3 separate regions of the Homo sapiens genome follow, and regions 2 and 3 are each linked to region 1. The links are chromatin contacts, found by Hi-C or POLR2A ChIA-PET in ENCODE. All regions are on one chromosome and are shown on one strand. Each heading gives the region's core, a stretch centred on a gene start or an enhancer-like site at or near the end of the contact. The rest is flanking DNA. Distances are from core to core; before and after follow the strand shown.

The links. Hi-C counts contacts between places; a loop is a spot of excess contacts on that map. ChIA-PET counts read pairs that join two places held with the same protein, here RNA polymerase II (POLR2A). Pooled maps may share reads with other maps.
Region 2: a pooled map shows a loop between it and region 1 (19-fold over the local background). The contact joins the promoter of ZNF28 here to the promoter of ZNF347 in region 1. A Hi-C loop is called at or near these places in 8 of 50 pooled maps. POLR2A ChIA-PET finds 5 or more read pairs at or near these places in 2 of 52 experiments (CD8-positive, alpha-beta memory T cell and Panc1).
Region 3: a loop to region 1 is called in a pooled map, with 6 times the contacts of the local background. The contact joins the promoter of ZNF600 here to the promoter of ZNF347 in region 1. A Hi-C loop is called at or near these places in 7 of 50 pooled maps. POLR2A ChIA-PET finds 5 or more read pairs at or near these places in 4 of 52 experiments (H1, activated B cell, activated T-cell and 1 more).

What each region holds. Positions count from the first base shown.
Region 1 is chr19:53,155,667-53,160,427 of GRCh38, forward strand. It overlaps ZNF347 (zinc finger protein 347), which reads right to left and starts at 3,387. Exons shown (of 5, transcript NM_032584.3): 1 at 3,343-3,387. RefSeq lists an enhancer at 3,290-3,584 and a silencer at 3,320-3,569.
Region 2 is chr19:52,820,383-52,824,907 of GRCh38, forward strand. ZNF28 (zinc finger protein 28) reads right to left here and starts at 1,251. Exons shown (of 4, transcript NM_006969.5): 1 at 1,204-1,251. It also overlaps a transcript of ZNF600 not described here. RefSeq lists an enhancer at 1,196-1,697.
Region 3 is chr19:52,785,330-52,789,523 of GRCh38, forward strand. It overlaps ZNF600 (zinc finger protein 600), which reads right to left and starts at 1,462. Exons shown (of 6, transcript NM_001321866.4): 1 at 1,266-1,462. RefSeq lists enhancers at 422-1,280, 1,281-2,138 and a silencer at 1,471-1,620.

The DNA of each region.
Region 1 (4,761 bases), core at 2,137-4,636:
CCTAGGTACAGGGATGAATTCCCTTGAAGTTAAAATTTTGAAAGCTTTACAGATTGTGAAGGAAAAAAAAAGTTAAAATTGATGGCACGCATATTGTCCTGAGACTGTGAGTGAGGCTGGTACATGGTACACAATTGCAGGGCCAGCAGCAGCCAGAAGCAGGAACAGGCCATTCCCAGTCACTACTGAGTAGAGATCACAGGTCCTGACAGGTGGGTGGGCCACTTGGAGGTCTTTTCCTTTAGTCTTTGAGATAGGAAAAAACCCAACTCTACATTCTGCTCTCACACTAAACACAGAATACTTCACCTCTAGTCACCAAAATGTGTGTGTGGCTTTTCCCACAATGACCAGGGGACTCCCAGGGGACTCCCAGCTCGGGGGGGGGGGGGGGTTAGGCGGGGGTCCTACAATTTCATTCAACTCTGATATTATCTACAAGACAGCATGGGCCGGGCACAGTGGCTCATGCCTGTAGTCCCAGCACTTTGGGAGGCCAAGGCAGGAGGATCACTTGAGGCCAGGAGTTAGAGACCAGCATGGCCAACATGGCAAAACCTCGTCTCTACTAAAAATACAAAAATTAGCTGGATGTGGTGGTGCACACCTGTAATCCCAGCTACTTGGGAGGCTGAGGCAGGCAGGAGAATCGCTTGAACTCGGGAGGCAGAGGCTGCCTTGAGCCAAGATTGCGCCACTGCACTCCAGCCTGGACAACAGAGCGAGACTGTTTCAAAAAGAAAAAAAAAAAAAGACTGCATGACGAGGTGCTACAGGTTCAGAGCTCAGTCTAAAACTGCCCCTCACTTCAGACACAGTATGCCAGTGGTAACTGTCACTTATACTTTTGAGTGACCTGATAAATACTGTGGTTCTCTTAACCCCTCCTCGGCTTTGATTAACTTTCTAGGACAGCTCTTCCTTCTGACTGTTCATCTGTATCTTCTGTAATATCCTTCATAACAAATGTGTAAACTAAGTGAAGTGTTTTCCCTGAGTTCTTTGAGCCGCCCTCACAAATTAATAGAACCTGAGGTGGTGGGGAGGGGGATGTCAAGGGAATCCCCAGTGTATAGCTGGTCGCTCAGAAGTTCAGGTACCAACGGGAGACTTACAACTGGCACCTGATGCGGGGGCAATTTCGTGGAACTGAGCCTCAATCAGTGGGATCTGATGCTAACTCCAGGTAGAGAGTTTCAGAATTGAGTTAAACTATACGACACTCAGTTAGTGTCTGATAGAGAACGGGTTGTTGGTGGGAGAAATCCGCACACATTTTCGTGAGTGGAGGCGAGACACTGTGTAGAATGTGCCCTGTTGTATTGAGTGTGACAGGAAAGAAAATCAAAGGAAAAATATTTTTTCCTCTTAGTTCATACACTCGCCCACACCCTACCCTATTCCAGGAAAAGGGAAGTGGGTGGACTCAAAACTAAATGAGCGAAGTCACTGCCCTCTGGTTTGAATAGTGATTGCAAATGAAGCTATACCCTAATACTAATAATTGTCAAATGCACGTGTTACGCATTTTACATAAAGGAGTTTCTTCCATTCTCATTTGCAACTGCATAATTTAAGTAAACGTATTTTAAATGTGTTGCATTATTTTAAACCCAGAAACCAATGTCACAATGTCATCATCACATCTAATCAACGCACCACTCACCTGGACTCAGGGTCCCTCTCTTGCTTCCATACTGTGTGTTTCCCTCCCTCATCCTCTACATAGCTCTCATTCTCACATTAGCTTATTTTTTATTTTCTGTGTTTTTCCCCTGGTTCTTTGCGCGTCGTTCTGAGCCCCTCTCATCTCCTGCTATTTCTCCCCTTCTTCCTCCGCTTGCACCTGTTCTGTCCCATTCTGGGGCCTTGTTTCAACTCTGATTCCTCTTTCTCCCCAGTCTTTTCATTGTCCCCAGTCTCCATATATTTCTGCCTCTTTCTTCTCCCATCTCTGCTCCCTCTGTTGAATCTCCTCTTCCCTTCTACACCTCTTGCCCCACTCTCTGGCACCCCCAGATCCCAGGCCTCCCCCTGCTGTGGTTCTCCTTCTGCTCTCCTCGTCACCGGCTGTCCCCTCTTGCTGTCCCAGCACCACGCTGCTTGTCTGCCCTGGCTCCAAATCCCTCCTCCTCTCCCGGACTCTGTCTGAGGAGCCTCCCACTTTCTGGCCCTCTCCCTACCTTGCTGTCCTTCATGTCTCTGGACATCGAGCTTTTCTCTACATTTCCCCAGTTGCTTTTCTCCTTCTGCCTTCTCAGCTCCTTCTCTTACCATCTGCAAATCCCTCGCCCATCCTCTACTTTGCCATCTGGTTACGGGTTTCCCTCACTCTTTCCTCTCAGTTTTTCTACTTCTCTCTCTGTCTCTGCCCCTTTCTCTACCTGCTAATCCCCTTGGTCCACACATTCACAGGAAGGTTTGGACTAAGACGCCTGCATCTTGGAGGAGCGCATTTTCCAGGGGCTGGAGCTGGGCAGGCAAGAACACCGGGTGTCACAGGACAGGCCCCGGGCACCTCCCCAGCGCGGGCTCAGGAGAAGCGGGGACTGCGAAGGGGAGGCCTGGGGAGCAGCAGGGCCCGGCACGAGGAGGAGGGAGGTGGCGGGGCGACGGCGCCTTAGAAGAGGGGTGGGGTCTGCAGGATGCCAGGACCAGGCAGAGGACGCGGCCTCGCCGGTACCGGGGCTGAGGAGCTGCGCTCCAGGGGCCGACGAGGGCGAGGCTGGGAGGCACCCAGGGCGGGAATCCACCTCGCGGGCGAGGACTTTAAAAAGCCCGGGGCGGGAGGAGGGGTCAGGAAAGGGTTTTAAGCGGGAGGAAGACGCGAAAGGCCGGGGACAGGGAGAAGCCTCAGAGCTACTTCAACCCAAAGAGAAGCGACTCCGAACCCACACCGCGAGTCAGCTGGGGTGGAGGGCGCGGTGCGGGGATCTTAAGGTCTGTAGCTGCCGGGCGCAGTGGCTCACGCTTGTAACCCCAGCACTTTGGGAGGCCGAGGCGGGCGGATTACCTGAGGTCAGGAGTTCGAGATCAGCCTGGGCAACACGGTGAAACCCCGTCTCTACTAAAAATACAAAATTAGCCGGGCGTGGTGGCACATGCCTGTAATCCCAGCTACTCGGGAGGCTGAGGCAGGAGAATCGCTTGAACCTGGGAGGCGGAGGATGCGGTGAGCCGAAATCGCGCCATTGCACTCCAGCCTGGACAACAAGAGTAAATCTCCGTCTCACCAAAAAAAAAAAAAAAGAAAAAAAAAAAGGTCTGTAGCGAGCCCGGGAACTGGCTGCGGAAACGGGGCACGGCGGTTCGCAAGTTTAATCCATACTGAGGGACACTCACGCTCGGCGGCGTCACCCGCACCCAACACGATCCGCTTCCGGAACTGCAGAAAACTGCGCGTGCGCGGAAAAGAGCCCGGGCACTCTGGGGGCGGGGCCTGGGGAGAGGCGGGGTCTGCGGACGAAACGCTGGGGCGGAGCTGGGGCGGGGTCTGCGCTTCCCTCAGCCTGCCTAGCCCGCAGTCTCATTTTTCCCGGTTTAGAAACGCTGGAGTGTTCACTATGTCCCCGGGAGCACCGTTCCAATTTGAAGCAGTTTTAAGGTGAAAGAATAGACTTACGTGGACCACTTATGATAGAAACCAAAATGATTTCCTCTTACCAAGTTGAAAACGGTTTATGTTAAAATTGTTTGCCGGCGGGTTGGACCCAGTCCTGCTAGGGAGTCTGCTGCAGCTCAGGAACGGGGATCTGGGAATCGGGGATCTCGGTCTGGGAACTGGGATCTTAGTGGAGGATCCACGAGGCACGGCGATTGGATCCAGCAATTCCTGCAATTAAAATGTATTTAATTTAACTAAAATGTCTGGAAATTATCTCTGAGGATGATTCAAAGTAGAATGGGAAATGCAGCATCCTACCTGGACGGATATGCAATTTAATGCAGTAGCCCAACAGAACCTCCTTTACATTTCAAATCCCCATTCTCCCCAGTGGAAGAGTCAAGCCTGTGCTCAATTCATGGGAAGGTTAAGGCCGATAAGTTAGATCACCAAGGGCTGCTTTATTGTTCTTTAAAACATATATTTTTGTAAAGATGGGAGTCTCGGCCCAGGCTGGTCTCCAACTCTTGACCTCAAGCAATCCTCCTGCCTGGGCCTCCAAAATTGCTGGGATTACAGGAGTGAACTACTGTGCCCAGTCAACTACTGATTTAAACCATGTGAATTTTTAAAAAATAGAGATAAACTGCATTATTTTTGCTTATATTCGTTATTCCGTTCCACACTTGAAATGACTTAACCACAAACAACTTTGACATAATCTTTCTTTGCATCAAAATATGCTTAAATCAATAATTTCTAAATATCATGTAATTTCAAATTCACTTTATGGGCATTCTGAAGGGAACTTGACACAGTACTTTTTATTTTAAAATTGTAATCTATATTGGGTCTATTTTTTTGTTTTCTGTTTCTTAATGTTCTATCAGATGTGGATAACAGAGTGTGGAAAATAGTCACCACATGACAATTGGATTTATTTTCGCCTAAAGAATAGTTTTCCAGTATTTCTAACGTACCATCCCAGTACATTGACTGAACTAAAGACTCACAGGGATACCCTTTTTTCATGTTTATAGAGAACCTAGTTTATACCTGCTATTGTCTTATGTACATTTTCATGTCACACAATTTTATCTCCAAACAACACCCTTATTTATATACACCGTATAGTTTTCACTTTAACAAAATATTAA
Region 2 (4,525 bases), core at 1-2,500, 340 kb before region 1:
CTGGGATTACAGGCGTGAGCCACCGCGCCCGGCCCTTATTTAACCTCTTGTTGGTCCTTCTCCCCAATCTTTAGATCGTCCTCAATCTCCATAGATTTCCACCTCTTCTCCCCTCTCTGCTCTCCCTGTTAAATTCTCTCTTCTCTGTTATAACCCCCTGGACCCAGTCTGGCACCCCAGATCCCCAGGTGTCCTCCCCGCTGTGCTTCTCCCTCTGTTCTCCTTGCCACCAGCACCACTCTGCTCTGTCTGACCCGGCTCCACATCCCTCCTCCTCTCCCTCACTCTGATGAGCCTCCACATTTCTGCCCCTCTCCCTACCTTGCTGTCTGTCCTTCATCTCTCTGTACATCTAGCTTTTCTCTACATTTCTCCAGTTGCTTTTCTCCTCCTGCTTTCTTATCTTTTATCACTTTTGCTGTCTCTTGGCAAATCCCTCACCATCCTCTACTTTGCCATCTGTTATGGGTCTTTCTCATTCTTCTTTTCTCTGTCTCAGGTTTTCTACTGCTCTCTTAGTCCCTCTCTCTGTCTCCTGATCCCTTTGGCCCACACGATCACACGAGGGTTTGGAGTAAGACACCTGCATCTCGGAGAAGCGCATTTTCCCAGAGCTGGAGCTGGGCGGGCAAGAACACCCCGCGTCACAGGACAAGCCCCAGGCACCTCTCCAACGCGGGCTCAGGGGAAGCGGTGACTGCGGAGGGGAGATCTGGGGAGCAGCAGGGCCCAGCAAGAGGAGGAGGGAGGTGGGGAGCGACGACGCCTTCGGACAAGGGTGGGATCCGCAGGATCCCAGGACCACAGAACGCAGCCTTCCCGGGACTGGGGTCGCCGCGCTGTGCTCCAGGAACCCAGGAGGATGAGGCTGGGAGGCGCACAGGGTGGGAATACACCTCTAGGGTGAGGACTTTAAAAAGAGCCGTGCGGAAGGAGTCAAAAAAAGGTTTTGAGCAGGAAAACTACGAGATAGGAAGTGTATACATTGCCCTGTAGCAGAAAGACCCGGGACGGGACCAGCCTCAGGGCGACTTTAAACCTAAAAAGAAGGGGCTTCCGGACTCCCAGTAGAACATCTCCATTTGCTCTGAGTGAACGAAGAAAGGGGAGAACTTCCAGGTCTAGGGGGACCCCACATCCCATGTACAGAAGTGCCGGGGACCTGGGAAGCTCAGACTTAACACCACACAGAGCAAAACTCACCGCCCGCCGCGGCGTCACCGTCATTCCACGGGATCCGCTTCCTGGTCTGCGCGAATCTGCGCGCGCAGGACAGAAACCAGGCCTGGGTGGAGCCAACGAGGAGGCGAGCGGGGCCCGGGTGAGGTGTGGGCGGGGCGCGAAGCGGCGAGACCTTGCCCTTTAGAACCCGCAGAGGGCGGGGCCGGAGCGGGACCTGTGAGTCTCAGCCTCCTCCCAGGCCATGTTCTCAGGCTTTTGAACCCGGGAGATACAGCTTGCATTGGGCCGAGATCGAGCCACTGCACACCAGCCTGGGCAACAGAGCCAGACTCCGTCTCTAAAAAAAAATAAAAAAATAAAAAAATAATAAAAAAAAAATTTGCTTGTGCGAGACAGGGATACAACATTACTCTTTTCCGTGTGGATATCCAGTTAGTTGTCCCAGCACATTTGTAAAAGAGATCTATTACTTTCTCCTTTTTATTTACATTTTTTTCTTTTCTTTTTCCCTTTTTTTTTTTTTTTTTTTTGAGGCTATTTCTCTGTCGCCCTGGCTGGAGTGCAGTGGCGAGATCTTGACTCACTGCAGCCTCTGCCTCCTGGGTTGAAGCGATTCTTCTGCCTCAGCCTCCGGAGTAGCTGGCACTACAGGCACACCCACCATGCCCGGTTAATTTTTGTATTTTGTGTAGAGACAGGATTTCGCCATGTTGGACAGGCTGGTCTCGAACTCCTGACTTCAAGTGATCCGACTGCCTTGGCCTCCCCAAGTGCTGGGATTACAGGCCTGAGCCACTGTGCCTGGCCCAGGAAATACTCTTTACTTTGCTTTTTAAATGTTGAGAAAATACAACTGAAAACTAAAAAATCTTCCCCGAAATGAGAAATCATCTTCATGACAAAACAGGAAGAAATAAGAACTATTCTATTAATGAATAAGCCTTAGACCAGAATGTGTTGGGAAATAGAGGCAAACAGCTAAGAGGTTGAAAAGAGAGAAAGAAACTTCATTGTTCTATGCAACCCGTTAAGTACATGTTTTCAAGATAAACACTAATCAGTCCTCAGGGAAGATTAGTTGACAACAGCCTTGGTCGCACATAGTTCATCCTGGCTGTACTTGGTAATGGAGGTGACTATCTGTGTCAGCTAGTTAGCTTCATGCAGAGAGAGGGGAATTACTTTAACCCACGTCTTTTTGACAAGTGTGAGTTTTACAACATGGAGGCAGGTGCCGTCTCTAGTGAGGCTGCTACAGTCCGACAGAAACTGACGTCAGCAGTAAATAATAAAATTTAGAATACATAATTAACTATAGAGTTTATTGGAACACAAAGCTTGAGGATAGCCACCTGGAAACGTCAACTCCAAATGAAGGGGGCCCGTGTTCCCAAGTAGAGACGTTAAGGTTTCACACACAGGGAAAGACAGAGAAGCTTTACCAGAATCACATTTTCCATTCAAGGCCAGTGCATAGGCTGCAGCAAATTGATTGGTTATGGATTGATACACTTCAAGGAAGGTTACTTTATCACTCCATAAGAAGGGACAATGATGCCAACAGGTTAGTCTTCCTAATTATTTACAGGTAAACTTTTTTTAAAATTTATATTAGGAAACTAAATTTTATTGCACTTTTTGTTTTGTTTTGTTTTGGTTTGGTTTTTGGTACGGAGTCTTGCTCTGTTGCCCAGGCTGGAGTGCAGTGGTGCAATCTTGGCTCACTGTGACCTCCATCTCCCGGGTTCAAGCAGCTCTCCTGCCTCAGCCTCCTGAGTAGCTGGGATTACAGGCACACGCCACCATGCCTGGCTAATGCTTTTGTATTTTCAGTAGACACGGGGTTTCACCATGTTGGCCAGGCTGGTTTCTAATTCCTGACCTCAAGTGATCCACCCACCTTAGCCTCCCAAAGTGCTGAGACTACAGGCGTGCGCCACCGCACCTGGCCAGTAAAACTCTTAGAAGTTGCGCCTGCACACCACTGGACTCAGGTTGCATGACCACGTTCCTCTCAAAGCTCAGAATTATTTAAATGTCCGTAGCTTTAAATTTGAAATATTTGATGTTTGAATTATTTAACTTCCTACTGAGATATAGGTACTATCGCCCTTGTAGTTTGCCTTACAAGGATCGTTCCCAAGACCTTCAGAAATACATCCTTGGGTCATTAAACTGAAAAAAGGCTTAGTTACTTTCTAAAAAATACCACTTCAGGCCAGGCGCGGTGGTTCAAGCCTGTAATCCCAGCGTTTTGGAAGGCCGAGGAGGACAGATGGCCTGAGGTCGGAAGTTGGAGACCGGCCTGACCAATATGGAGAAACCCCATCTCTCCTATAAATACAAAAATTAGCCTGGCCTGTTGGCATGTGCCTCTATTCCCAGCTACTCGGGAGGCTGAGGGAGGTGAATCGCTTGAGCCCAGGAGACACGGAGGTTGTGGTGAGCCAAGATCACGCCATTGCACTCCAGCCCAGGCAACAACAGTGAAACTCCGTCTCAAAAACAAAAAATAAATAATAATAATAATAATAATAATAAATATGGCCGGCGCAGTGGCTCATGCCTGAGTGAGACTCCGTCTCAAAACAAAATAAAACAAAACAAAACAAAAAACAAAAAAAACACATTACCAGTTCCACAGTAGGGTGTCCTCAAAAACAAAGGAAATGCCTCCTCTTTAAGTTTTTCTTACATAGGCATCCAGGTAAATACAAAGATATGTCTACCTGCCGGTTGGCTGACAGTCTAACACAACTTATTACTTTGTTGATTTAAAGCTATCCATGACTGGTCGCGGTGGCTCATGCCTGCAATCCCGGCACTTTGGGTGGCCGAGGTGGGCAGATCACCTGAGGTCAGGACTGTGAAACCAGCCTGGCCAACAGGGTAAAACCCCATCTCTACTAAAGATACAAAAATTAGCGAGGTGTGGTGGTGCGCGCCTGTAGTCCCAGATACTCAAGAGGATGAGACAGAAGAATCAATTGAACCTGGGAGGCAGAGGTTGCAGTGAGCTGAGATTGTGCCACTGCACTCCAGCCTGGGTGACATAGAGAGACTCCATCTCAAAAAAAAGAAATAACTAACTTTAAAGACGAAAATAAAGAAAAATCTGGAGAGGTCTCAGGAATCTCTAGCCAGTCTGATTGGAGAGTGTTCTTCCTCACTGAAGTCAGACACCAAAAACCGTGAAAGCTGGCTGATTTCTGAACTGCTGAAGTTCCAACAGAACATAACCAGATATACAAAGAGATAACGTGGATGATCCCAAGAAATTATACACAAATTTATAAAACAGAGACTTAGAAATAACGGGACTAAAAATTCAAAATAAGCCTGG
Region 3 (4,194 bases), core at 212-2,711, 370 kb before region 1:
ACCTCTGCCTCCCAGGTTCAAAGGTTTCTCCTGCCTCAGCCTCCCTAGTAGCTGGGATTACAGGCATGTGCAACCGCTCCCAGCTAATTTTATATTTTTAATAGAGACGGGGTTTCTCCCTGTTGATCAGGCTGGTCTCGAACTCCGGACCTCAGGTGATCCACCCGCCTCAGCCTCCCAAAATGCTGGGATTACAGGCATGACCCACAGCGCCCGGTCCTTATTTAACCTCTTGTTGTTCTTTCTCCCCAATCTTTCAATCTTCCTCAATGTCTATATATTACAGCCTCTTCTCTTATCTCTCCGTCTCCTCTGCTCTCCCTATTAAATTCTCTCTTCCCTGTTATACCCCTCTGTCCCCACTCTCCAGCACCTCAGATCCCCAGGTGTCCTCCCTGCTGTGGTTCTCCATCTGTTCTTGCCACCAGCACCACTCTGCTCTGTCTGCCCTGGCTCCAAATCCCTCCTCCTCTCCCTCACTCTGGTGAGCCTCCCTCTTTGCTGCCCCTCTCCCTACCTTGCTGTCCTTCATCTTTCTGTACATCTAGCTTTTCTCTACATTTCTCCAGTTGCTTTTCTCCTCCTGCTTTCTTAGTTTTTTTTCTTTCACTTTTGCTGTCTCTTGGCAAATTCCTAACCCATCCTCTACTTTGCCATCTGTTATGGGCCTTTCTCATTCTTCTTTTCTCTGTCTCTGGTTTTCTACTGCTCTCTCAGTCCCTCTCTCTATCTCCTGATCCCTTTGGCCCAGGCGGGTTTGGAGTAATCACAGGCGGGTTTGGAGTAAGACGCCTGCATCCCGTAGAAGCGCATTTTCCAGGGGGTGGAGCTGGACAGGAAAGAACACCTGGTATCATAGGACAAGCCCCTGCGACCCACCCCAACCCTGGCTCAGGGGAAGCGAAGACTTGGGGAGCAGCAGGGCCCGGCACCAGGAGGGACGTGGTGGGCGACGGCACCCTAAGACAAAGGTGGGACCTGCAGGATCCCAGGACCAGGCAGAGGACGCAGCCTCCCCGGGGCTGGGGCCGGGGCGCCGCGCTCCAGGTGCCAACTGGGGCGAGGCTGGGAGGCGCCCAGGGCTGGAATCCACCTCGCGGGTGAGGACTTTAAAAAGCACGGGGCGGGAATAGTCAGAAAAATGTTTTGAGCAGGAAAAATACGCGATAGGAAGTGTATACATTGCCCTATAGCAGAAAGACCGGGGACGGGACCAGCCTCCGAGCGACTTCAAACCCAAAAGCAAGCAACTTCCAGACTCTTACCGGGACGTCTCAATTTGCTCTGGGTGAAGGGAAGACAGGCGAGAATTTCCAGGTCCGTGGGGATCCCACGTCCCAGGGGCAGAAGCGCCGGGGACCTGGGAAGTGCAGACTTAATCCAAGGCAGAGCAAAACTCACGCGCCGTGGTAGGACCTTCACTCCACGCGATCCGCTTCCGGGTTTGTGCGCGCCCAGGACTGAAGCCAGGCCGGGGCAGGTTGGCTGGACCTGGGCGGGGTAGAGGCGGGGCCCCAGGCGGAGAGACCTTGCCCTTTAGAACCGGCAGAGGGAGGGCCCGGGGCGGGACCTGTGCTTCTCAGCCTCGCACTCAGCGCCTCTGTTTTTCGAGTTTTTGGAGGCGACAGCGGCCAGGAAGGCTGAGGCATGATTCAAAAGCCCTGGAATTATCTGGAACGGGAATGCAAACTAGAATGTGAAATGCAAAGCCCTGCCAGGGCGGAACATACGATTTCATGCTGATGGCCCACAGAACAGAACAGAAATCCTCTCCCTTTCTATTCTCCATTCACTCAGGAGGGAGGGTCCACCCCGTGCTCAGCTTCAAAGTGTTCCCTAGGGCCTCCGCCTGGGATGCGGGACGGAGAGCTCAGGCCAGGGAGGAGTGAGGTCACCACCTGCTGCCTAAACACAGCAGGGATGCGGGCACGAGGCGGAAGCCTGAGGTCCCAGCTACTCAGGAAGCAGCGGCGGGAGAATCCCTGAACCTGGGGGTCCAGGCCATCCTGGGCGACAAAGTAACACCCCCTAACTGCAGGGTCCTCTTCCTGATCTCTCTCTCGCTCTTTTACTTTTTTTTTTTTTTTTTTTTTTTGAGACGGAGTCTCGCTGTGTCGCCCAGGCTGGAGTGCAGTGGCACGATTTTGGCTCACTGCAAGCTCCGCCTCCCGGGTTCACGCCCTTCTCCTGCCTCAGCCTTTCGAGTAACTGGAACTACAGGAGCCCGCCTAACCCAAACAAAAACAAGACCGGGCGCGCTGGCTCACACCTGTAATCTCAGCACTTTGGGAGGCTGAGGCGGGCAGATCATGAGGTCAGGAGATCGAGACCATCCTGGCTAACACAGTGAAACCCCATCTCTACTAAAAAATACAAAAAAATTAGCCAAGCGTGGTGGTGGGTGCCTGTAATCCCAGCTACTAGGGAGGCTGAGACAGGAGAATGGAGTGAACCCGGGAGGCGGAGCGTGCAGTGAGCCAAGATCGTGCCACTGCACTCCAGCCTGGGCGACAGAGCGAGGCTACGTCTCAAAAAAAAAAAAGAAAAAGAAAAAGAAAAAGAAATATCTCCCCTAGTTTGTCTCCTTTTCCAGAATTTACCAGATACCAGTACACAGATACCAGTGCATACATTAATGTATGACTTTCATACATAGATTCTCTGATCTGATCCACAAAGAGCTAAATGTGCATCCAGATGTGGCCCCTGAACAATCCCTGCTGCCCAATATCACTGACACCTTGGGGTCCACACCCCATCTCCATCCATCTCTGGTGTGAGCCCTTCCCAGGACCATGCCCAGTGCAGCCTCTTCCCAAGCTCATGTCACTAGGTTATAGAAGATGGAATTTAAGTGAAGATGACAAGGACTGAGAAAAGGCATGGGTTAGTGTGAGCAAACGTGTGAGGCAGGATGCTTCAGACTCACAGAAGACTGGCTACTACAATACCTGGCATTTCAGAAAGGAAAGAGACAGAAGAATCCACCGAGGAATATTACTCCACCTGAGGAAGAGCCATCCCTGGCTCCTTTTCTTTGCTCCTCTTGGTGTCTTCCTCACGTAACATGAGTCTTTGGAAAATCAATCCTGTATGTAAAAAAAAATACGAGATTTAATTTTTAGAAATCACTCCCTCCTTTCCTGTGACAAAACACACACACAGGGGAGACCTCACCAGGGATAAAGATGGTTCTCTGCTGCCCACTGCACCAGAGATTATGTGGAGATAAGAAGGTGCCACAGGAAGACCTACAAGGGCAATTTTGACCTGTTTTGAGGTCTTGCTCCCTCCTGCAAAAGTCCACACACACGCTGCAGCAGGACACAGATCTTCAGGGCACAGATCTGGCCCTAACCAAACCCCATGCAGAGCACAGCCCCCTCACCTCCCTGTGGATCACAGGCTGATCTCAGCTCTCAACATGGAGGAAACTGCCTTGATGTTCAATGCTGGAGACAGATGAGAATCACCTGCACCATTGTAGGTATTATTGAGGGTGGGTCCCATACTGTGATAATAGCAATCTCTGATAAAACAGCATAGAAGCTATATTTGCAAAATGCCTGAAAACCCTAATGTGAAGCCAAGTTTGAGCTCCACTCAGGGCACCAGCCCCGCAGAGCCCCACCTTCTGGCTCTGCTCTCCGCTTGGGGACTTGTTCCCACCAGGATCCAGTGAACAGCGAAGGAGCAAAAAGGATCACACAGAACAGGCAACATGGGCCAGAGATGGGGGTGAAGGTGGGGCTGTCATGTCAAATGGGGGACTGTGGGAGAACACAAAAGTTTTCATAGAAAAAGTGATGTCAGAACAAAGACTTAGGGAAGAAAGGCTGCTTGTCACTTGCAGCTGAGTGGCCAGAGAGTCCTAGGCAGAGGGACAGCCCAGGTGAAGGCCCTGAGAAAGGAGCAACCTGAGTCCCAGAAAAAGAAAAGAAGCCTGCATGGTTACAGTAGAGGTAGGGAGGAGGACAGAGGCAGGAGTTGATGTCACAGAGCTCCTGGGACTCAGATATCTAGGGATGAGGTCTTGAAACATTTTTCTCTCACATCTCAACTCAAAAGAATTTTGGAAATGTATTTTCTCACTCATTTTATGTATACATGTAACTTTCTCTTCTATACTTTGTCTCTGTGTCTCTTTCTTTTCAAAGTGTCTCGTTCCACCTGACGAGAAATGCCCACAGGTGT